Linked DNA regions of Mus musculus: regions 1 and 3 are each linked to region 2. A link is a loop called in an ENCODE intact Hi-C map of the cell type or tissue named here. Cell type or tissue: heart. All regions are shown on one strand.

Region 1 (2,500 bases), 310 kb before region 2:
GCTGGATACAGGGTTATAACCACAGTTTGTTACTTGGTGACTGTCAGCATCTTCGCGGTTTTGCCACAGTAACCTGTGTTCACTACTGCAAGTCAAACAGTTAAATGTTGCCTCATCCAGCAAATGGAATAGAATACACAACAGATGTCATTATTAGATGCCCTGTTAAATCCGTACTGTCAGGGTTTGGCTCCAACTACGATTACCATACATGGAGGGAGAAAGCCCGATTTCCCTATAATGTAGACAGCAAGGTTTATTTCTGTACCTTGATGTTGGAAAAAAAAATATTTCATTTGAGTCATTAAGTATCAGGTCATCAGTGGCTATCGATAAATGTTCAGTGGATTAACAAAGAGACAGGAGACAGCAGCAACCATAAACATCAGCAGATATAAAGGAAAGTCCTGCCACAGTCGTGGGGGCCAGTGGACATCAGTTCCCTGTATCTAATGACCTGGTGTTTTTTGTGTTGTAGGAACAATCCCAGGTCTTTGAAAAGCAAGCGCATCATGGTTGATGGGCTGTCTGAAGTGCAGTTTTAATGAGGCATGCCTCCCTAAATCACACAGAAACTAATTGCACAGGAACCAGCTGAAAGCATTGCTAAGTAGGTTGTCTTCCCAGCTCTTTCAATGACTTAATGATTGTTTTTAATTAATTCTCTCTCTTTATTTGCAAATTGGAGTTTAAAGGCTTTAAAGTAGCTCAGCTTTCCCTCTCCTCTCCATTTTGTCTGACAGAATAGTTTCCTCAGCTAACCTTAGAAAAACAAAAAAGAAGAAGAAGAAGAAAAAAAAAACAAGCCAAAAATACAAACCTATCCAAACAGCTACAAAGTTTGATTTAATTAATAGTGTTTATTATCATTAATGTAGAGTTCTTATCAGCATATGACACAACAGACATAGGGCACTCAGAAGCCTGGCCAACAGAGCAGGGTGCCCGCCATTTGTCCTCCGGATAACTCCATGAGGCAACTGGGAATCTCTAATTGAAATGTTAACTAATAGCCTGAAGCTGTACTGCCAGGAGGTGGCAGTGTAACTTCCCATCACATTGTTTTTTTTTTGTTTGTTTGTTTTTTGTTTTTGTTTTGGTTTTTTAAGATTACCCATGATGCCACCTGTGATGGTTTGTATATTCTTGGACCAGGGAGTGGCACTATTTGGAGGTGTGACCTTGTTAGAATAGGTGTGTCACTGTGGGTGTGGGCATAAGATCCTCACCCTAGTTACCTGGAAGTCAGTCTTCCAGTTGCAGCCTTTGGATGAAGACTTAGAACTCTCAGGTCTGCCTGCACCATGCCTGCCTGGATGCTGCCATGCTCCCTCCTTGATGATAATGGACTGAACCTCTGAAACTGTAAGCCAGCCCCAATTAAATGTTGTTTTTATAAGACTTGCCTTGGTCATGGTGTCTGTTCACAGCAGTAAAACCCTAACTAAGATACCACCCAAAACAGAAAAGCAGCTTTTAGGAGAGAGGCCTTCATGTGCATTTGTTCCCATTTTTTTTAAGCACTTAACGTTCTTTTCAAGGTTGCAGTTGTGCGTTTGGCACATGTGTCCACATTTTGAGCAGAGCAAACTTTTCCCATTTTTAATTTGGAGAGGAGGATAACTAGAAGAGTGCTTGTCATGTGCCATGTTGAAATGAATCACAACTACTTTAGAAAAGCAGTTACTGAGGCAAAGATCCGAGCAAAGCTGGTTGTCTTGGGTGGCAATATAAACGTCCTGTCAGATCATTAGAGCCTTCTAACGACATGAAAACATGGAAACATGGAAATGAAGGGAACCCGTGTAGGATTGCATCACATTATACTACATTACATTATATTGACTATACTATACTAATACTATACTATGCTTATAGCCACTTCCCATCCAAGGACCACCCATTGTTGGAACAAAGTCTAGGCAATGCTAGAAGACCTTAGCATATCCCTACTAAGTAGTGATACAAATAACTAAAATGCAAATATACTGGACAGCCCTGGCTGTTGGGATGGGGAGGGAGCACCCTTTTAACATTCTGGGCTGCAGCTTTTCTCACCCCAATGCACACAGCTGCAGGAACAGCAACTGTGATTCAGCAGAGGGCAAGATGGTGACAATGACCACAGCTGTGACAGGACAGCCAGTCCACTCGCAAGTCAGGGTAACACACAATGAACTGAGCAGAACCCAGTCAGCTGATGAAGGTAAAAGCTACACAAAGTGGAGTGGTTTATAAGAGGAAGTTACATCACACAGAGAAACCAATCTGCCATCCCTGACGTGGATAAAGCAGCTGCTGGAGCCGGAGGCTTCCGAACAGGATCTTGAGTTGGGGGAAACTACTACCGACACTATGGAAATATTGTAGGTAAAATTTAAAAAGAAAGTTTACAAACAATTTTGATTTTTGAGAAGAGAATAAATTTAAACTTCACACCAAGAAAAAGGCTCAATATATTTACGATTTTCATATATGAAATAATAACAAATGAAACAAA
Region 2 (2,500 bases):
CTCAGCCCTCCACAGGTACCCTGTGGGGTGAGGTGCCCACATTCACACATGAATGTGCATGTATACACACAAACAGAGACAGAGAGGAAAAAACAGAGAGACAGACAGAAAGAAAAGAAAAACAGAAAGGCGACATGTCATGTGCCCACAGATCGACTTAGCCCTAGCTAACCTATTGACAGTGTTTTCTAGACTAACAGGGATGTTCTAGCATGGAGTTGGAATTTCAATAATTTTGAGAAATAGCTTTGTTTACCTAGCACTGTGCCCTGAGTACTATTTTAAGTACCTTTAAGTACTTGTACCACACAAGAAACCCATACTGTTATTCTGCCCAGTGACAGGTCTTTAACTCAAGGCAGAAATAAGACAAGTAATGTGCCAAAGTCACACAGCCAGTAGGTGCAGAGCCAGAGCCGGAGCCAGAGCTTGGCTCTGCAGCCCTGCTCTTCCTTCCTCCCTCACAATGCGGGAGCACCCCACATTTTGTGGTATTTTCTGTGAGTGGAAAGTGAATGAATGACCTGAGTCAAAACAGAGTTATGTCTCAAAAGATCAAGCCGTATTTAATAATACCCCTCAGCTCCCGAGAAAGCTGCCTCCCACACCCAAACTACAAATCAGTACCCACCACCCATTGGCTTGACTTCACATTGGGATGAATGACCCTCGAGTTTACAGAGCCAAAGGGACTCAACAGCCCACCCCGCTGACAGCAGTTAGAACAGCCCCCTCTCGGTGGGATTCTCCAGAAGTACAGCCGGCTAGGGGCCGTCTTCATTCCTCATCTGCTCCCCTTCCGCCCAGCTGACTGTCCCAGTGACTCTGTGACTGCGCCAGGCCTCCTGACACCTCGCCGGGTTTCTTGGCTTCTTGACAGTTGTCCTGTAACCGCTTATGAAAATAGACTCGTTCTCTTTCAGTCTGAACCAAAAATCAGGCTTTCCCCCTCTGCCACTGTCTACTTGACTTTGGTCTCTGAGCTTCCAGCTGGTCAGGGATGTAATACCCCAGGGGCTTCTTCTGGAATTCTGTTCTGGAGGAGAGAGGCTAAGCCCACAGATCTTTGTGTCCAGGTGTCTTGTGAGAGCGGCTTCCTGAGTCCCTGCAGCGAAGGAGCCACCCTCCAAGCTGAGACACCGGTGGCTCAAGAGCGCCACCGTGTGGAAGCCAGGAACACAGCTCTAAGCAACACAATCCCATAGGTGCTGGTAGCAGGTCTTCCCACGTGAGCCCCAGGAAGTCCCAGGAAGCAGGTTGGAAAAACAGGTAACCATATCTCCCCTTTTTCCCCCGCTTTTCTCCCTCCCTCTTTTCGCCTCCAGGCCCTAGGGAAGGCAAGAGAACGCAGCAACCTCTGGTACCTAGCTTTCCTCCCTCCCCTTGCTGGTACATGGGGCTGGCAGCTCTGAGCGTAACTCATAGCTGGAAAGATGGTGAAACTAATCCTCCCTTTAGGAGAACTAGATAGAATTGACTCAGTAAATTCTCCATTAGCCACATAACAGTAAATTCCCACTGAGTGCAACAGCTCTGCTGGCCAGCAACTAGCAAGGGTGTTCTCACCTCTGCAAGCTTCCCCTGGCTTCTCCCCTGAAGCCTGGCAAGTCTCTGCACACTCATCTCTCACCAGCCCCTTCCAGGCGGGCAACCCTTGGAGGTGGCTACTCAGCAGTGTAGCGCCATCTTGCCTGGGGCTCTCTAAGGAAATTTTGTGGTCTTTGATGTCAATCTGCCCAGAATTCGGGCCTTATCACTTTAAGGTGCAATAGCTCCTGAAACTAACTTGAAAAAGAAGACAGTATTTTGTGCCCTTCACTTATTGTGTGTCGACCCTCCTAGGAAATTAGATCCTGATTTTTGTCTCCAGCGAGTGACCAGGTGTTTGTGAAGAGGAGGGGGAGGAGGAGGAGGAGGAGGAGGAGGAGGGGGGGGGGGGGATTTCCTGCTAGAGTTGTTAGCAAATTAAATGATGCTTGTGGATATCAGGTGAGTAATAATGATGACTGTCTGTTATTCTGACTGTCTGTTATTCTGACAGCACGCTTCACCATGCAACTCATTCTGTGCCTTGCTGTTCACCAGATAACTGTTACTGAGTGTCAGCAACTTGTCACCCAGGACAACACAAGGGTGTTTGTTGCTGCTGCTGTAGTTCTTTTGGTGCTAGACAAGCATTCAACCACTCAGGACAATACAAGTATAAAGACCATAGGTCCTGACCCTAAACTGGACCAGTCCCCAAATCACTGCAACATGTGGCAAAATAATTATAGGTGTAAGGAGTAATAAGCACAGAGAGTCACCATTAAAGAAGGCAGGGGCCACATAAAATCCAAAAAATCTTATTCTACTGTGACCCACTGGCTATTCTGAGTCCTCAAAGATGAGATGATGAATTTTAGTATGCACATAAAATATGCTTGGAATAGAGATTTTATGAGTCTGTTCTTTCAGAGATGGGAAGGCTAATTCTATCTGTATCTCAGATAACTATGCA
Region 3 (2,500 bases), 570 kb before region 2:
AGAGGAATGCCCTTTCTTCCTGTGGTGATTTTTTTCTTTAAGTTCATAACCATATGCAGAGGAAAACTTGCACAGGAAAAGGTCATTCTATTAATAGCACTGATAATAACTATTAATAGTTATTCAGCAGGAGACACTGAGTTAGAGAACTCAGCCTGTTCTTTCCTCATGGATTTAAAAATCAAGTTCATGAAATAGGCAGAGACAGGAAGAGGAGGTGATCTGGGTGAGTTAACATCGCTCCAAGGTCAAAGCGCTGCACACAGATCTGTGTGTGTTCTCACTGCGCTGCAGGGAGGGAGGAAGCCGAGGCTTCCCTCGTTCTACTTCCCACCTTCATGGCATGTGAGCGTGTACATGTGTGTTTGTGGGCATGCTCATGTAGATGCATGTATGTGTGTGTGCCTCAATGTGTGTGTGCATATGTTGTGTGTGTGCATATGTTGTGTGTGTGTGTTCACGCGAGAGCGTGTGACAATATTCTTGGATTCATGGATTTTGGCTAAGATGAGGCCGGTAGCTGAGAGTTCTCACGCGTGCGTAACCCCGTTCGTGCGTGGGCTTTGTGTTTGCATCCTCTGAGAATATACCTTGGTTGGTCTCTCTTTGTTTTCCCGATCAGGGAGCAGAAAGAAAAATCCGGGATGAAGAGAGAAAGCAGAACAGGAAGAAAGGGAAGGGCCAGGCCTCTCAAGCCCAGTGCAACAACTGTGAGTCACCCCCTCCCCCATACTGTGCTAAGTGGGGGGACTGCAGCCAGCAGGGTCCTTCGAGAAGACAGATAGAAAGAAGCAGGCTGTAGGGGAAGGTGCAGATGCCTAAGGTGCATGCTCTCGTTCAGGGGCAGGGGAACCTCCACATGGAGCACAAACAGAAGTCTCCAGGGTCCACACAGGTCAGCAGGAAGTGGAGGAAGCTTCAGTCCACGTTGAATGGATTCTCCTAGGATCCCATGTATTTTTTGTTTGCTTGGGCCTGAGGAAGGACTTTTAAAGCATAATCACGTCTAGGGTGCTGAGAAAGCTTTGAGGGAGAATCATGGATTTTGGCTAAGATGAGGCCGGTAGCTGAGAGTTCTCACGCGTGCGTAACCCCGTTCGTGCGTGGGCTTTGTGTTTGCATCCAGCCTCTGATGGGAAGATGGCCGCCATACCGTTACAGAAGAAGAGTGACATCACGTACTTCAAAACCATGCCCGACCTGCACTCACAGCCTGTGCTCTTCATACCAGATGTTCACTTTGCAAACCTACAGAGGACCGGACAGGTAAGACTCCTGCTCTCACACCCTCCCGGCCAACAGAGCAGACTACAACTCTCCTTCGAGTTTAGTGGCAGAGCAAAGTCAGTATTGTTCCATACAAAAGTAGATTTTTACAGAAACGACTGTCTTGGGAGAGAATACTGGGACTCTAAGGCAAAGAAAGGTGTAAGCTGTTATTAGAAAATTGTTGACAACACCAAGGGAGAAAGCGCATCATAGTTTTCTGTCAAGCCGACTCTATCGGTTCACATACTGCCACCTTGTGGTGAGAGAGAACTGTATCAATAACTTCATACATTGGCCCAATGGAGAGAAACGAAGATCTTGCAAACAAATGTTTCTTTAGTAAATGTAAAACTTTCGTTGAATGGATAAATCATTTCTCATCCAGAGGAAAATGAGAATATTGGATATTCCTTCAAATACACAAAAAACTAGGTCCTATGGTTATAATTTACAAGTGAAAGGAAGGATTAGAAACCAAATAAATGTTCAATAATTACAATGCTCAATGAAAACAAAAAGTAGGTATCTGTCTGTATCTAGTACTCCAGTACTGACTGGGCCTAACTACCCCCTGCTGAGGGCTAACTGAGGGCTAACTGATGACTGGGGCCTCAGTAAGGGAGGTTTACAGAGTTCTGAGATGAGAGATGTTTATTTCCTTTCCTCTTTAAGATCTCCTCTCCCACGGGAGAAGTGGAAAGTATGGAGAAGAAGGATGTTTCTTAGTGTCAGCCACAGCTGGTTTTAGCCACACGTACTTGGGGTTTTAATTTTGCTCTGATGGATTTTCCTTTGCCTCGGGAGTCCTTGGGTAAAAAGACTGTTCTGAGAACTAGCATCATGACAGCTGCGAGTGCCCTCCCATTCCGAGTGCTGGCACTGACATCAGCCTGAAGGAGAGATCTCGCTAGCTTCTTCTCTTTCTGGAGAATGGTCTATGTCATGATGAGGCAGCTGTCCAATCAGAGGAGCGCGGTGTGTGATCCCACGTTCATGCTATAAGGTGGTAATAAATATATCCATACTTTTTGCATGGAGTAGATTTCTATCTTGTCTTATTCCATAGGAACCAAGATATAAGAGGAAAGAGTGAATATTGTATCTTGTCCAGAAAGGACAGCCAGCAAGAGTGTGTGCGTGTGTTTGTGTGTTTCTGCTTCCTTTTAAAAAACTTTCAAGCATGTAGCTGTGCTTTCTATGGAATGAGGTCATCTCTACATCTTACAGAAGA

What was found. Peaks named below come from ENCODE experiments on the same cell type or tissue, not always from the same donor. Only the 100,000 strongest peaks of a DNase experiment are listed, where the experiment ranks them.
Region 1: a loop joins it to region 2, with 7 times the contacts of the local background. A loop is called at or near these places in 20 of 42 quality-filtered maps.
Region 3: it touches region 2 in a loop (4-fold over the local background); 15 of 42 quality-filtered maps call a loop at or near these places.

The regions. Positions count from the first base shown.
Region 1 is chr15:37,597,249-37,599,748 of GRCm38, forward strand. It overlaps a transcript of Ncald not described here. Among named protein-coding and RNA genes, the nearest start is that of Gm24833, 5.0 kb to the right of the region's middle. In heart, a CTCF peak has its summit at 1,033 (motif pointing right); no DNase peak of the experiment used is centred here.
Region 2 is chr15:37,905,063-37,907,562 of GRCm38, forward strand. All of the region lies in intron 1 of Gm35019 (a long non-coding RNA gene), which reads right to left. Among named protein-coding and RNA genes, the nearest start is that of Gm35019, 1.7 kb to the right of the region's middle. In heart, a CTCF peak has its summit at 1,167 (motif pointing left); a DNase peak (open chromatin) is centred at 1,139; H3K4me3 peaks cover 631 bases; H3K27ac peaks cover 526 bases; H3K27me3 peaks cover 159 bases.
Region 3 is chr15:37,335,080-37,337,579 of GRCm38, forward strand. It overlaps Grhl2 (grainyhead like transcription factor 2), which reads left to right. Exons shown (of 16, transcript NM_026496.4): 10 at 623-710; 11 at 1,127-1,266. Among named protein-coding and RNA genes, the nearest start is that of 4930447A16Rik, 89 kb to the right of the region's middle. In heart, a CTCF peak has its summit at 1,535 (motif pointing left); no DNase peak of the experiment used is centred here.